2 separate regions of the Homo sapiens genome follow, and region 2 is linked to region 1. The links are chromatin loops, found by intact Hi-C in ENCODE. Cell type or tissue: heart right ventricle. All regions are shown on one strand. Links, peaks and the distances in the headings refer to the core of each region. The heading gives the core; the rest is flanking DNA. Region 1 overlaps PLA2G2E (phospholipase A2 group IIE). Region 2 has its middle 12 kb from the start of PLA2G2A.

Evidence for each region. Hi-C counts contacts between places; a loop is a spot of excess contacts. Peaks named below come from ENCODE experiments on the same cell type or tissue, not always from the same donor. Only the 100,000 strongest peaks of a DNase experiment are listed, where the experiment ranks them.
Region 2: a loop joins it to region 1, with 2.6 times the contacts of the local background. A loop is called at or near these places in 9 of 110 quality-filtered maps.

The regions. Positions count from the first base shown.
Region 1 is chr1:19,914,129-19,922,128 of GRCh38, forward strand. PLA2G2E (phospholipase A2 group IIE) reads right to left here. Exons shown (of 4, transcript NM_014589.3): 4 at 5,881-6,321. The coding sequence ends at 6,179. Among named protein-coding and RNA genes, the nearest start is that of PLA2G2E, 5.5 kb to the right of the region's middle. RefSeq lists enhancers at 6,315-6,867, 6,868-7,420. In heart right ventricle, for the core only: a CTCF peak has its summit at 4,057 (motif pointing right); a DNase peak (open chromatin) is centred at 4,063; H3K27ac peaks cover 970 bases.
Region 2 is chr1:19,963,324-19,972,297 of GRCh38, forward strand. It overlaps the pseudogene RN7SL304P. Among named protein-coding and RNA genes, the nearest start is that of PLA2G2A, 12 kb to the right of the region's middle. In heart right ventricle, for the core only: no CTCF peak of the experiment used is centred there; a DNase peak (open chromatin) is centred at 4,718; H3K27ac peaks cover 3,109 bases; H3K27me3 peaks cover 581 bases.

The DNA of each region.
Region 1 (8,000 bases), core at 1-8,000:
TTCTGGCCTTTCCCTTCCTCCAATGCACAGAAACAAGAGTGTGTGTCTTGAGACACAGTTCATAAAAAGCTCTGCTCCAATATGGTTTTGGCTGGACAGAATGGTTTTTGCTGATGGAATGGGCACTCTCAGACCATTGAGATGCAGAGATTTAGAACTTGGTTGCAAAGGCTTGAGGCCAGTCCTGTCACTTCACAGATTCTGGCTTGGCAGAAGGAAACATTTCCTATCTTCTTGGAGAAACTTGTCTGAACCTCCCTATGGTAGAAGGACTTGGGTATCCCCAGAGGATTGTTTCTGTTCAATTTATTCATCTAAACATCCAAGAATCCATCTGACATCTAGTGAACCTCTACTCTGTATGGGTCCTTATTTCTGGGCATTGAAACAGTCATGGATCCTGCCTTCAAAAAGCCTCCAGTCCGGGAATGAAAGTGGACACGTCACTGACCCAGGAGAGAGCACATGCCATAAAGGAGGTACTGATGAGAGGGCTGTGAGTTCAGAGAATTCGGGAAGGCTTGGTGGAGGAAGTGAGATTTGGACGAGGCACGAAAGGGGAGACAGGATACAGAAATAGGGAGCGAAGACATGTTGGACTGAATGGCCAGCGCAAGCAAAACCTAGGAGTGGGATGGGTATGCTCCAGTGTTTAGGACAGAGCTTATTATGGATGTATAATCAGTTTGGAGAAAGACTGGGAACTTCTTGAAACACCTCTCATGTGCCTTTCACTACTGGAAGAGTAGTGCTGTGCTTGCTGAATGGATTCTCAAGATCAGGCCTGGGTGCAGTGGCTGACATCTGTAATCCCTGCACTTTGGGAGGCTGGGGCAGGAGGCTTGCTCACACTCAGGAGTTCAAGACCAGTTTGGTCAATCTAGCGAGATCCCGTCTCTATGCATGCACACACAAAATTACTGGGGTTTGGGGCTGGGTGCCTGTCTGTAGTCCCTCCTACTCAGGAGGCTGAGGCAGGAGGATCACTTGAGCTCAGGAGTATTAGGCTGCAGTGAGCTTTATCACACCACAACACTCCAGCCTGGGTGACAGGGTGAGACCCTGTCTCAAAACCCCAAAACAACAAAGATCTGCCTGACGGCTTTTTAGTGTCTGGAGTTGGCCTGTGTGTGCATTCTAACCTGGCAATGTTACAGGTAGCGCCTGCCTGGAAAAATGCTGCACCATCTATCTCTGCCTTTGGGGGACATTAGCGCAGAATTCAATTGAACAGGTACCTGTTTAGCATCTACTGTGTGACATTTGCAATTGGAGAGCAAAAATACAGAAGGTGGCCAAGCGTAGATGGAGCAGCTAGCATGCCCCGGACACTTTGGATACATGGTCTCATTTGAACTTGAAAACCACCCTGTGAGGCTGATGGTTCTATTCAGGAATAAATAATTGTCCCAAGATCACAGCTTAGTAGCAGAGACAGGATTTGAACCCAGAGCAGTCTGCCGCCACCATGCAAGGACCCAAATAACGGGATAAGCAGTTCTAGGAAAGGTATAAACACAGCTTGGCAGTTCAAGGAGGGTGAAATCCGCTCCAATTGAAACAGCATCATAGAAAAGGTGACATTTGGGACTGGGCAGGGTGGCTTATCCCTGTAATCCCAACAGTTTGGGAGGCTGAGGCAGGAGGATTGCTTGAGGCCAGGAGTTTGAGACCAGCCTGGCAACATAGCGAGACCCGGTCTCTACCAAAAATAAGTAAGTTAGCCAGAATTGATGGCACACACCTGTTGTCCCAGCTACGTGGGAGGCTAAGGTGGGAGGCTTGCTTGAGTCGAGGAGGTTAAGGCTGCAGTGAACTATGATCGTGCCACTGCAGTCCAACCTGGGCAAGAGGGAGACCCTGTCTCTGAATATAAAGGAAGAGACGACATTTGGGATTCACTTTAAGCCCATGGATTTTAGCGTGGTGATGTGCCTGTGGGCAAGGGAGGCTTTTAGGTTGAGAGAAGCTACTGCACAAGGATATGAAGGCAGGACAGCAGAGGAGCTTAGTAAATAGATATTGCTGCATAAGAGGCTGGAAAAGCAGATGACACCAAGCCTGGAATACCAGGGGCTGGTGGACAATGGGGAGTCACTGATGGTTCAGGAGCAGAGGAGTGACATGATGAAAATCAGGCTCTGGGAAAATGAAGCTGGCATCAGTGGACAGGATGGAGATGTGATGAAGGATGGAGGGTTTAAGAACCATTAGTCCTGATACTCTCTTGTTAGGGGTGTCACATTACTTGCTAGTGTAGAATTATTGCTGTTTTCTGTCTGCTGGTTGACTCTGTCTGATTCGTGTCTATCTCCAGCATCCAGGAAAAGACCAGAAGCATAATTTGCATAAAACTTATTGAAGGAAAGAATTAACTTTAGTATTCAGTTCTCTGGTGGTGACATTGCAAAGAACCCCAGTGAAGCAGATGCATGTCCAGGAAATCCTAATCAGACTCCTCATTGAACTTGGGAATTCCACTGTGATTTCTGGTCACTAATTGAGGAAGGTCTTTACCTTTGCACTTCATGCATAGCTTTTGTTAGGTGCTAAATAGGAACAAAAGCAAAACCAATCCAAATCCTCTCATCAAAATTGGAGAGGCAAACTATGAAACATTTAGGTAAGAATGTCCCCTCCCCAGCTTTGACACAGTCCCGTTGCCTACTTTACTCATCCAATGAATTAGCACACATAAAGCACTTACAACAGTGCCTGGCAAATGCCTAGTGCACAGCAAGTGTTAGCTATTGTTAATGACTATCCATTCATTCATTCCTAGAACACGAGTGATTTTTCAGTGCTAGCCATTATTTGTACATTTTCATGCATGTTATCTCAAACTTTGCCATAACCAGCCTGCTGGGGAAATGTCATACTTCCATTTGACAAATGCAGAGACTGAGACTCCATTTATCAGCACTTAGATTTTAATGTGCACACGAATCATCAGGGGGGCTTGTTAACTTACAGATTCTGATTCAGCAGGTCTGGGGTCAGGTCCAAGATTCTGCATTTTGAACAGGATCCCTGCTGCTGCTTCTGCGGCTGCCCCTGCCCATGGACCACGTTGAATAGCAAAGGTCTAAGCAGAGCCACTGCTGCTAAAGCGGCAGAACAAAGCGCTCTACCTGGAACCTCCCAGTTCAAGTTCAGGCTTCTCCCTTCCTTTTTTTCAGTCTCTTTTGCAAGTCTGCTGCTGGGTATCAAGGGTTCTCTAGATACGCACACATAGGCAAACAGGATTTAAGCAGGCCCCTTGATCCCGTCATCAAACATTTATTGGCCAGGCGCGGTGGCTCACGCCTGTAATCCCAGCACTTTGGGAGGCCGAGGTAGGCGGATCACGAGGTCAGGAGATCGAGACCATCCTGACTAACACGGTGAAACCCCGTCTCTACTAAAAATACAAAAAATTAGCCAGGCATGTTGGCGGGCGCCTGTAGTCCCAGCTACTGGGGAGGCTGAGGCAGGAGAATGGCGTGAACCCGGGAGGCGGAGCTTGCAGTGAGCCGAGATCGTGCCACTGCACTCCATCCTGGGCGACAGAGCGAGACTCCGTCTCAAAAAAACAAAACAAAACAAAAAACCCAAAACATTTATCGAGCCCTGGGAAAGCAAAGAGTAAAGGCTGGTCTGTGGCCAAAAGACAGCTTGGTTTTGGTGGGTGGGGGTGGGTGAGTAGCAGGGGTCACAGCAGGCTGCGCTGGAATCTTGCTCCTAAGTTTCAATGTTTGTTTCGTCGGACAGTTATACAACTGTTAAGATCATCAGGTAGGTGTCCCATTGGTACCTTAAATCCATCATGCCCAGGTGTCACCTCTCTCTAATCTGCCCCATCAGCTCCTTCTCCCTGTGTTTTCTGTTTCTGCAGTGGCCATCATCCTCAGATGGTTGTATGGCCTTCTTTGGCATTTTCTCAGTATATTTATTTATGAAAATGTGAGGGGACCAATTTCACTAGCCCAGAAGCACACTTTGCCCACCTGAGGAAGAGAAATCGAGGTTTAAGCCAAGCGCAGGTTTCTCCCTAGTGGCCTGAATGAAATGGACACCAGAGGGCGCCTCAGGACCACTTTTCCTGCAAAGGAGGTTTGCATTCTTCCCCCACACAGGCCGTTTTTGCTTTAAGACATGGTCTTCTGGTGATACTTGGCTGAGGATTTGAGTCAGTTACAACAGCAAAGTACACACGCCTGTCCTCCCTTTCTTCTCCTCCTTCCTTTTGCTAGCACAGAGCTTCTTCACCTTTTAAAGGTCACAGCGATACATCCCTTTGATTTTTTTTTTTTTTTTTTTGAGATGGAGTTTCTACTCTTGTTGCCCAGGGTGGAGTGCAATGGCATGATCTTGGCTCACCGCAACCTCCATCTCCTAGGTTCAACGATTCTCCTGCTTCAGCCTCCTGAGTAGGTGAGATTACAGGCCTGCACCACCATGCCCGGCTAATTTTGTATTTTTAGTAAAGACTGGGTGTCTCCATGTTGGTCAGGCTGGTCTCGAACTCCCGACCTCAGGTGATCTGCCCGCCTTGGCCTCCCAAAGTGCTGGGATTACAGGTGTGAGCCACCATGACTGGCTCTTCCTTTGATTTTTTTTTGCTCTCCTCCCTGCCCTCAAGGTCCTGAATGCTGTGCACAGGCCCTGAGAAGGGTGAAGGGAGTGGTCATTTGTTGAGTGTCCAACTGTGAGCTTTGCCCTGTGCAATGCATTGGCAGGTGCTCTGTCATTGAGCAGGCGAATCCCAGTCCTGTAAGATTTCATCAGCATATAATAGATAATTCTATCTTTAGAAGTAACATCTGCTGAAATAGATTGCTTCCAGAATAGGCTGCATTCCTCCTGGTGGGAATCCTTGAGTGCATTACATTCTTCATGGCTTCAGAATCGGGAGGTTGGAGTCAGCCCTGGATGCTGAACCCTTTCCTCCTCCTCTTCCTGTGTCCTCACAGCTGAACGGCCCTGGGCACTCTGGTCTTTCCAAGATTACAACCAGCAGGCCTGGTTAACGTGGCCATACCAGAGCGTGGGTGGCTGATGACAACTTCATGAAGAAATGAAGGGCCAGGGAGTGGGGACACCCCCTCGGGTAGAACATCCCCTCTCTGGCCCCCAGGGGCCCATCAAAGAAGGGGTGTGGATAAGACCATCTAGAGCTGCTTCTCACTCTTAACCAATCTTTGCCAGTGTTGGGGATTTGAGGCCTGATGACACAGTGGGGACAATATTTTTAGGTTGGTATTTTTCGTGCTTTTCACATTAAGCCATATGGCCAGAAATATTCCTTCCAGAGATTGCATTATCTTTGATAAGATTGTAGAATGTTAGAAAAAGAGAGTCACAGGGCCGGGCACGGTGGCTCACGCCTGTAATCCCAGCACCTTGGGAGGCCGAGGCGGGCAGACCACGAGGTCAGGAGATCGAGACCATCCTGGCTAACACGGTTAAACCCCGTCTCTACTAAAAATATAAAAAAATTAGCCGGGTGTGGTGTCGGGCGCCTGTAGTCCCAGCTACTCGGGAGGCCGAGGCAGGAGAATGGCGTGAACCCGGGAGGCGGAGCTTACAGTGAGCCGAGATCGCGACACTGCACTCCAGCCTGGGCGACAGAGCGAGACTCTGTCTCAAAAAAAAAAAAAAAAAAAAAAAATAGAAAAAGAAAAAGAAAAAGAGAGCCACAGAAACTTACTGTCATGGAAAATTAAAAGAATTTAATGCTGGAATTGCAGGCAGGGCCACCCATGTCAGACTTGTTCCCACTGATTCCAGTGCATGCTGTCAGCACAAGGTAGGTGATCAGAAAATTAATGTATGAATGAAACTCTAGTGAATTAAATCCTAGAATGATTGACAGAATTTGAGACTCAAAGAACATTAGAATTATGGGAAAACATTATTCACTTATTCAGAAGAGGGAGCTGAGATCCCAGAAGCTAGTGACAGTCTTCTGGGTGCTGAAGGGTCCATGGCTCCTGGGGCAGGGTTCTTTCTACAGAGAAGGGGTAGCCTGGGAGGCTAGTGATGGTCCAGGACATATCTCTGAGCTCTCAAGGAGGGATGAGTTTGCAGGAAAGGAATTTTCCAAAGGGAGGGCCTTTGGTGCCAATGTTCCCCAGGCCTGGGACTACAGCAGCCCGAGGCGGGACCTCCAGGGACGGGGGGGAGGCCGAGCATAGCCTCAGCAGGGCGGGGTGGGCCCGGTGCACAGCTTGTTGGGATAATGGGCATATTTGCGGTTGTAGGTGCCCAGGTTGCGGCGAAAGCAGAGGGCAGCCCTCTTGTCACACTCGCAGGTCAGCCGCTGGCAGGTGGTCCTGCCGGCTGGATGGGACAAAGTGAGTCAGGGACCACAGAAGCTCAGGATATGTGTGGGACAGCTCTTGGCTGCTTCTGGGTCCACGTTCTTGACCTGGACCAACTCCATTCTGATGGAAGCCCAAGCTCCCGGGTTGTTTCACGGATGGGTGAGACAAGAGACAAGGGCGGGGCGCACTGTGGCTCAGGACACCAGGGAAGCTGGAAGCTTGCCCTCGCTGTCCCTCCCTGCTCTCCCAAGCCCACGCTGACTGCCCTTAGCTCTCTCCGGCCTTAGGGACACCACGTGGTTCCCTAACTCTCACTGCCCCCGACCAGGGGGATTTCTAGGCAACCCCTGCACCCCTGTGTGATGCGTTGCTGATGGCGGATTGTGGCCATCAAGCAGAGAGGACAGCTACGAAATGACAGCAACTCAATCTGATGGCTATGTGTGCCCCAGAGTGGCGTGGGCCTAGGCTGGAAGCCACTGGGACCAAAGCTGGAGGCTGCTCAGGGCCCTCTGCCTGTCCTCATCAGAGTGGACAGAGCCCAGTTTTCTGCCCATACCCAGCCTGGGAGTCAGACTTCTACCCTGACCTGTCCTTCCTAGAGCCAGCTGGCATCAGCTCTGTAGGGGCCCAGAAGGCTCCTCCTGTCTCCACTGCAGCTGCCTCTGTCACCTCTGCCTGCAGTGGCCCTGGCTCCCTTTTGTCCCCATGACTGTATCTCACAGCTCAGGCCAGGTGCCTCATTTCCCCTCTTGAAGTTGAGCCTTCGTCTCCCGTCAGGGCTCTGCCCACGCCCGCTATGTCAGCAACACCCAGGGTTGGAAGGGACTCTTAACGCCGAGCCGGTCAGCCTCTTTTGGGGGGCTTTTTCCAGGAGCTGGGCTGAGCTGGGGAAGTGGGTATAAGCCTCTCCGTTTTCTAGGTGAGGAAACAGAGGCTTTCCAGGGATTACATCACTTGTCCAAAGTCACAGGCAGGTGGAAGGTGACGCCCTGGGTAGAATCCAGAGCTTGTGTCTCCACCCACCTGCCTCCTCCCCTCAGCCCTGATCCTGGCAGGTGGCTGCTTCTGCCTTGCATGGACTCCCAGCGACAGAGACTCAGTACCTGGCACATTGCCCTGCCGAGTGGTTGGCGGCAGAGGAAATGGAGCCAGCTCTGCCCCGCCGCCAGGACAGAATTTAGAGACCTGAGTCTGCCGCGACCTCCCGAATCCTTCCGCGCTGCAGCATCCGCCCACCAGGCCCTGCCCTTCTTTCAGGCTGCTCCTGGCTTTGTGGCAGGGAGAGAGCTTGGCTCTCTCATGTGGGGTCCCTCGACAGTCTCACTTGGTTGAGGCTGCTTGCCTGGGCCTGGGACTGAAGGAAAGCTAATTGGTCCAAATGGGCACTGGACATGGCACAGCTGAGCAAATGGGTCCAGCCTGACAGTCCCATTGAGGAGTCAGCCTTTGGAAACAGCATCTGCTGTCCCCAGTCAAAGCCCCAGCTCGTTCTGTCCGAAGGACTTCACCTTTAGCTCCTGTTGAGGCCTTGGGAGGGTGCCTGAGTCCAGCTCCTCTGGGCCCTGGCTCAGCTCAGACCCCTCTGCTCCTCTTTCCAGAGGCTGGAGCTGGGAGGTGTCTGTGGGTAGGGAGATACCTGGGGCTGAGGGCTGCACTGATGGGGTACGGGCTTCTCTGGCCTGGGTGCCTGGT
Region 2 (8,974 bases), core at 975-8,974, 50 kb after region 1:
AGGATGTGGTCCCACCAAAGAACAGAATGGCCAAAGCCAGGCTGAACCCCTATTCCCTGTCCCAGGGGTTTGGCTCCTCAGTGGTGGCTGGGGTGTGTGAGGCTCTCTGGATGGGGTCTCAGTCCTCCTTCTGCTTCTAGGTCCACTCCCTTAGTCGTGTTGCACTTGTCTTTGAAATAAACCAACTCCATTGCTAATTGTGTAAGGGCATGGGAATGTGTGATAGGCGTGTCGAGTGCACGCGTTTCTGGATAGGGGGCATGTTCATTCACTTATTCACTTATTTATCTCACAAATACTTATTCAAGAACCTACTGCATGGCTGGCTCTGTTCTGGGGTTTCAGGATCCAGTGGGGAGCAAGACAGCCAGGAAGAGAACTCATTGTTGCCCGCTTCACTCCAGCCACTCTGGCCTTCTTGCTGCTCCTGGAATGAGATGAGTCTGTTCCAATCTCAAAGCCTAAAAGGTTATTTCACAATGGCTTTTTTCTCTTCTCTCAGTTTCCAGCTGAAATGTCACCTCCCCAGGGAGCCCTTCCATGGCGCCCAAGTTAGAGCAGCTCTTCCCTCCTCCCTTTACCCTTTCCCGCATCATCCTGTTTGTTTCCGTCTTGGCAGTTGTCACAGTCCCAAGTAACCTACTTATTTCAGTGTTTTATTTTTTGGTTAACTAAAGGAAGGGTGAAAAGTGGAGATCTATAGGCTTCTTGGGTAGGGAGCTAAAAGATTTTCCTTCTTTTTCCATTCATCTACTTGCTTTCCCCCAAGAGATGATGTGTGAGTTTGGATCCTCTGGAAGCAGATGCCGAGATACAGTTCGAAGTGCAGGAGATGTATGGAGGGAAGCAGCTCTAAAAGATAAAGGAGGCAGGGAGGAGTAGGGAGAGAGAGTGTTCAGATCAGGAAGCAGGTCTGACACCTCTGAAGGGAGAGAGGAAAGGAAGGAGGATTGGGTAGGAAGAGGCTCAAACTGTGGCACAGCTCTGAGAATGTCTCAGCAATCTGACGGGGAGTTCTCATGTGAACAGTGCCCATTAGAGGAGTCCTCCATTGGGAAACAATTGCCTGGCTCTAGTCCCCTGTCATCACCATCATGGGAACGGCACTGGAGAACATGGCTTTGTCATGAGTACTGTGGCAGATCCCAAAGGAGCATGGGCTTGGGGCTGTCCACTAAGTACACTCCTTGAACAGGTTCTCATTTGAAGGGAGAGCTGAGTGGTGCCGTCCAAGGTTGTCACAGAAAGAGTTACTTCGGATTGGTTGGACTTGAGGATACTGATTGAGCCTTTTTTTTTCCCCTGGTGGATGGGTCATTGTGCATTAAAAGGTAAAGCACAGATGGTGGAGCAACTGGAACTCTCACACCTTACTGGTGGGAATGTAAAATGGGACAAGCACTTTGGAAAGAAGTTTGATCTGACTTTGTAACATTAAACATACCCTTATCCATTGAGTAAACATTTCCAGTCCTAGGTATTTATTCAAGAGAAATGAGAACTTAATGTTCACACAGATACTTGTATAAGAAATGGTCATAGCAGTTTTATTCAAAATATCCCAATACTGAAAAGAGCAAAAATGTTCATTACCAGGAGAATGAATAAATAAATTGTAACATATGCATGCTATGGAAGGCTACTCAGCAATAAAGAAGAACAGATTACAGACATGTGCAACACCATGAATGGATCTCATCATCATTATACTGAATGGAAGAGGCCAGATGTAAAACAGTACACATACGGGAGGTGGAGATCACGCCACTACATTCTAACCTGGGCAACAGAGTGGGACCTTGTCAAAAAAAAAAAAGTGCACCTAATATATGATTCAATTGATAGAAAGTTCTAAAACAGGCAACTAAGGTGAAAATAATCACAATGATGGTTTCTCCATGTTATAAGCTGAATTGTGATTCCCCAAAATCCGTATGTTGAAGTCCTAACCTCCAGTACTTCAGAATCTGACTGTGTTTGGAGACCAGCCCTTGAAAGCGGTGATTAGGTTAAAGTGAGGTCATTAGGGTGGGTCCTGATGCAGCATGATTGGTGTCCTTAAAACAAGAGGAGGTTAGGACACGGACACCTGAGAGAGAAGACCATGTGAAGACACAAGGTAAGACAGCATCTGTATGCCAAGGAGAGAGGCCTCAGAAGAGACCAACCTGCCAATGGCTTGATCTGAGCTTTCTAGTTTCCAGGATTGTGAGAAAATAAATCGCTATCGTTTAAGCTCCCCCAGTCTGTGGGACTTTGTTATGGTAGTGCAAGACGACTAATTCATCCAGAGAGGGGGTTGAGGGGAAAGGGATGTGAGGGAATTTTCTGGGAGACGGAAATGTTCTCGTGATGGGATGTGGGTGATGTGGGTGTATCCGTTTCTCAAACGTGTTCAGCTGTGATTTGTGCTTTTCAATCTATATATATTTTACCTTTAAGAAAGAACTAAAGGTAATGATGATGATGATGATTCATTGGAGGTGCAGAGTGGTTGGAGGTGTAAATGATAAAAGAAGGCTGAATGTTGATAAGTGTTGAAGCTGGTTGATGGATACAGGTGAGTTCACAATGTGATTTTGTTACTTTGTACATGTTGGAAATTTTTGCAAATTGAAAGTTCAAGCCCATGGGAGTGAAGCTTTCTTCTCTCTTCCTTTTTTTTTTTTTTTTTTTTTTTTTTTTTTTTTTTTTTTTTTGAGATGGAGTCTCGCTCTGTCGCCCAGGCTGAAGTGCACTGGCATGATCTTGGCTCACTGCAACCTCCGCCTCCTGGGTTCAAGCAATTTCTCTTGCCTCAGCCTCCATAGTAGCTGGGACTACAGGTGTCCACCACCACACCAGGCTAATTTTTGTACTTTTAGTAGAGACAGGGTTTCACCATATTGGCCAGGCTGGTCTCGAACTCCTGACCTTGTGATCTGCCCGCCTCGGCCTCCCAAAGTGCTGGGATTACAGGCGTGAGCCACCATGCCCGGCTTCTCTTTTCCTAGCTGGTGGGGGACTTCCTGGCTCTGTCTTCTGTCCATGCACTTGGATAGTAGGGTGTGGAAAGATTCTGAGATTTCAGGGTTTCACAGAGGTAGTGTAGCACTGGAATTAGGTGCTAGTATTTGGAGCTCTGGGGTAAAGTCCCAACTACCATTAACTAGGTAAGAGTTTGTGTTAATTATTTGATCTTTCCTAACCTCTGTTTTTTCATTTATACAAGGAAGTTACTAATAGCTACTTCATCAGGGCGGTTGAAAAATATTAAATGTAAAAATGTATACAAATCAATTTGGACACTTTTATTTTATTTTATTTTTATTATTATTATTTGAGATGGATTTTCGCTCTTGTTGCCCAGGCTTTGAGTGCAATGGTGTGATCTCAGCTCACTGCAACTTCCACCTCCTGGGTTCAAATGATTCTGCTGCCTCAGTCTCCCAAGTAGTTGGGATTACAGGTGTGCACCATCACGTCCGGCTAATTTTTGTATTTTTAGTAGAGACAGGGTTTCACCATGTTGGCCAGGTTGGTCTTGAACCCCTGACCTCAGGTGATCCACCCACCTCAGCCTCCCAAAGTGCTGGAATTACATGAGTGAGCCACCATGGCTGGCCTGGACACTTTTAATATTAAGCAACTGAAGACCTGACTCAAATTGGTGTAAATAATAAAAGAAATTTATTGACATGTGTAACGGAAATGACTGGAGGCTTTCTGGTATGGTTTGATCCAGAGGCACCTGTTTCCTCCTCCTCCTTCTCTTCCTTTTCTTTCTCTTTCCCAAAGCTTCCAGCTAGCTGAGCATATATTTACATATTTTATTCCAGACTCCTAGAATTGGTTTTTTTGTTTTGTCTTTTTGTAATCTGCCTGAGAAGAGATCTCACACACAAGCTGCATTAAACATCCTAGATTTCCACATTTTCTACACTCTCCTGCCTGCTAACTGCACCTTCTTTTGGTTTCTTATTTCTGTTCTGCAGTACAATTTTCTACTTTCTGTCCTCAAATATGTCAGGCTCAGACCTGCCTCTGTATGCTTGCCTTAGCTGTTCCCTCTGCCTGGATCAATTTTCTCCTTGATTATCTTAGGGCTGACTCCTTCATATCATGGGTGATCTTGCTTCCAGTGCCTTTTGCTATCTCTGCAGCACCTTTCCTGATCATGCCATCTGAATACATGCCTTGTCTTCCACCTGCCCTCTCCTATTCTGCTGTTTTGATTCTCTTTATATTACTTATTACTGTCTCTTTTCTCTCTCGAAATTTGTTTATTGGCTGCGTCTGTTCCTGTCAGTGCCTTGTAAGTGCCAAGAGGCAGGGGCCTTGCCTGTTTGGGTTTTGGGGTGTTCTTAGTGCCTGGTTCTGTGCCAGAAATGTTGCATGTACTCAATAGATGTCCTGTGGAATGAATGAATGGAAGATATGAATAGCAATATTATCATAGAATTGTTAAGAGGATTGCATGAGAAGACACGTTTAAAGTGCTTGGCCCAGGACCTGCCATGAAGTCAGTGTCCATTTTCCAGTAAGTGGGAGTAGTCAAGGCATGCTTTTGCTGCTGTTGTCATCATGTTGTCCCGTCCTGGCTATGGAGTGCCTTTCTCCACCGTGCTCTCATTTGGATGAAAGTTACTCCCAGGTCATGACCCACATGAGGAGTGGGAACATCCCTCGGTCGGCCAGCTGGTTCTTTCATCCATCCATGCTGCATAAAGTGGTTGACGTAATTTATTCCCTCCAGGGAATGGAATTCATCCATAGCTTTGCCCTTGAAAAGTCCCCTGGGTTGGGTTTCATCAGCACGTGGGAAGCTCAGACGGTCTGGGTTTTGGTTTCCAAGGTCTTCAGAGACCAATAACAGCCCAGCGCCTCGCTGGCCAAATAAAAGAGTTGGAAATCAAACTAAAGATGTGCTTGTGGAAAGTGACTACAGAAAAGGTCATGTTTTCTCAAGACATAGCCTTTCTCCGGGAAGCCATTCTTGAGCTAAGACAAGCAGCAGCACCATCCTTGGGCCTGGGAACCAGGACGTCTCCCCTAGAGTGAGGACTCCTAGGCCAAGGGATGTGCCTGCTGGAGCCCTTGGTCTCCCTTCTAAACCATGATCTGAGTGTCTGCGACTCTGGGATTTCTTGCTCAAGTGACCCTGAATCACTTCCAGAATCTATCTGGGTTGCCTGCCTAGGTTTATCCTATTGAGTGAAGGTGATGTTTGCTACAGGAGCAAGAAATAAGCTATAGTGCTGATGGAGGGGGAAGGACATCTGAAATGAGTGGAGAGGAAGGGGATGATGCGTATTGTTAAGACCGTGGAGGCAGCTGTAGCAGCAGGGACTGCAGCTCCTTCCCTTCCCTTCCCTTCTACATTCAAGTCCTTCAGGCCATCTGGACCAGATGTTGAAGAGGACTCTGTGATCCCTCAGCCTTGCACTCTAGGGTGAAGTGAGGGCACGCGCTATCACAGGATGGTAGAGGGCCCAGGTAGTGGTGTGGGAACCAGGCACAGTGGAAGGGCATGGGAGGATCTGACAGGCTCATGGGGTAGTCTTTGTGGGGTGTAGGATGTGCCTATTAGATTCTTTTTTTTTTTTTTTTTTTTTTGGAGACTGAGTCTCATTCTGTCACCCAGGCTGGAGGGCAGTGGCACGATCTTGGCTCACTGCAACCACCACCTCCTGGGTTCAAGAGATTCTCCTGCCTCAGCCTCCCGAGCAGCTGGGATTACAGGGGCGCACCACCACACCTGGCTAATTTTTGTATTTTTAGTAAGAGATGGGGTTTCACCATATTGGCCAGGCCAGGATCCTGACCTCGTGATCCATCTGCCTTGGCCTCCCAAAGTGCTGGGATTACAGGTGTGAGCCACTGTGCCCAGACCAGTTTCTTTTAACCTCACAATCTCAGCATCCTGCTGTGCCCTAGGCCAGTCCTGGGGCTAAAAGTGAACCAGGCTTGGTTTCTAGTCTACCATTCACTCATTCATTGACTTGGTTAGTCTCCTATTCCATCATCTACAGAAGACATTTGCTCTCAAAGAACCATCTCTCTGCCACCTGGTATGGACCTGGCTTGATTTCCCTAGTAACTAGGCAGGATGTGCTAGTTATCTCCATCTTAAAACTGAGGACAAAAGTGAAATATAAGTGATTTTTGGATTATCTGTGATCATCATTCATCCAGCCAAGCTAAGGCAATAATTGAGAAATGGGTATTTCATTCTGGTCCAATGGTATAAACTAGGACCCAGAGGTGCAACTGGCTGGCCTGTCAGCTGACTGTCAAGGTGGAAAGACCAGATCTTAGATGGAGACAGCTGTGGGTTTGAGTCTTCACTCTCTCTCTTACACACATGAGACATGATACACTCTCACGCTGTCTCTTACATACTGCTTATGTATCATGCATTGATAGGGTACATTTCCAGAGGTGGTTTGCTGAGTGAAAGGATAAGTGCTTTTATAACTGACCAAGCCTTAATCTGTGTGCACCACGGCTTCACTTCATCACGCTCTGTTATTGTTGGTTTCTGCAAGGTACCAATTTTATTTTATTCACTTTAGTCCTTGATCTTCCATCTCCACTACCAATTTATTCTTCCTATGTTTATTTAGATATATGGTTTCTTGAAAAATGTTTAGTGTTTGTTTGACTCTCTGTGGAGGCTTTTAAACTGGTACACAGATATTGTGCTATACATTTCCCTGTTTTCTGCCAAGTTTGCAAATTAGCATAGGCTCCGGCTCCCTGTGCCAAAACCAGCCTAATAGATACATGCCTGAGAGAGAATCTTGGATGATGAAATAGCAGAAGAACCTCTGCAGAGTCTTGCAGGAAGTTAGAATCTGATCTTGGCTGCTGGGTGTGGTTCTCGGGGAGAGGGGTTGGCTGTGCCTTGGAGCAGTGGATTGGTGGGCTTTGGCAAGCAGCAAGTAGGTTGGGAGGAAGCTCTTTAAGTTTTGTTCTTTTTCTCCTTTTGCGTCTTCATCTTAGAGCAACAGCTGAAATGCCCAAGTCCTAGAGATGATGTTAGGGCTGTCCCAAAGCCCTGCTTGGGTAAGCAATTGACCCAGATGGATGCAGGCTTCTCAAGTGCCCTCAGCCATTCATTCCCTCATCTCATCCTGCACTGTTCCCCCTTCCGCCCTGCCCCATCTCAGGGAGGGCCGGTAACAGCTTTGGAGTGCTGCTTCCTGCCAGGGCTGCTGCTTCCCAGATGTTCAATGATGAAACCCTGTCAGCAGGAGCACCTGCCTGGGGTGGCAGCAAATGAGAATCATCATATCTTGGACTCATCCCCTTCCCCTTCCCCAAGTTTATCTTGAGACACCCAGACTACACCCACTAGAAAGATGAAATGTACTTGTCAACACATACCATCTAAAACAGAATTGCCAGAGTGGATGAGCAAGAAACTAAAATATGCGTGTTAAACATACTTATGTAGATAAGGGAAGATGTTAGCAATATCAGGCAAGAACAAATCATTATTTAAAAAAATCCCAAGTATAAAAGTTACTTAGGAAGAGTATAATCATTGAAATGGAATAGCTAGCTGAAGAATGTCACAGATAGAGTTAGAAGCTTAGATTGAGATGTCTTCTTAGGGAAAAAGAATAAAAAGAAAATAGAGAAAATAGCAAGGAAAATTCAAACCAGATGCAGTGGTGTGTGCCTGTAGTCCCAGCCACTTGGGAGGCTGATGCAGGAGCATTGCTTGAGCCCAGGAGTTTTGGGCTATAATGCGCTGTGCAGATCGGGTGTTCCGCACTAAGTTGGGCATCAATATGATGACTTCGCGGGAGTGGGAGACCACCAAGTGGCATAAAGAGGGGTGAACTGGCCAAGGTTGGAAATGGAGCAGGTCGAAACTCCCGGTGCTAATCAGTAGTGGGATCACACCTGTGAATAGCTGCGGCACTCCAGCCTGGGCAACATAGGGAGACTCTATCTCTTTTTTTTTGTTGTTTTTGTTTTTTGTTTTTTTTTGAGATGGAGTTTTGCTCTTGTTGCCCAGGCTGGAGTGCAATGGCACGATCTCGGCTCGCTGCAACCTCCGCCTCACGGGTTCAAGCGATTCTCCTGCCTCAGTCTCCTGAGTAGCTGGGATTATAGGCATAGGCCACCACATCCAGCTAATTTTGTATTTTTAGTAGAGACGGGGTTTTGCCATGTTGGTTAGGCTGGTCTTGAACTCCCCATCTCAGGTGATCCACCCCCCTCAGCCTCCCAAAGTGCTGGGATTACAGGCATGAGCCACCACGCTGGGTGGGAGACTCTATCTCTTAAAAAAATCCAAAGAGATATGGAGTACAGATGTACTAACTTCCAGATAGTAAAAGTCCCAGAAAGAGACAGGAAAAAGAGAAGGAAGGAAATGTTCAATGAAATAATGAATATAAAATTCCTATCATTAAAGACAAGTGAAAGGACTTCAGAGTACAAAAAGGCCAGATAAAGAAAAACTGTCAACTAGACACATTGCAGTGAAAATTAAGAACATCAAAGACAAAGAGAAATTCTACAGGCTTCCAGAGGGAAAGAGCAAATATCCAATCAAAGATGATGAGTCAGGTTAATATCAGACTTCTTATTAGCAATATTGGAATGGGATTGGAAGAAATGGAGGAATGCTTCTAAGGTAATAAGGAAGAATGGAAAAAAAATGAACCAAGGATATTATATCTTTCGAAATTGTTATTCAATGTGAGGTTGTAAAAAATGCTTTCAGGAATAAAAGGCCTTCAAAATTTTGCACACAAAGACTCATGTTGAAAATATTCTTAGATAAATACCCAGAAATGCAAAGTCTTTACTGGAGGGAGAGATGTATACTCTTTTCCTAGATCTTTCTTTTCCGTAGATCAAGATGGAGGTAAAGCCCCTGGCAAGCATTTGACTAAGGCTTTATTTCAAGCAGCTTTTCACCGCCTCTGTTTAGAAGCTAAAGAGGAATCACTGAGGAGTAATATGGTCCCAACCT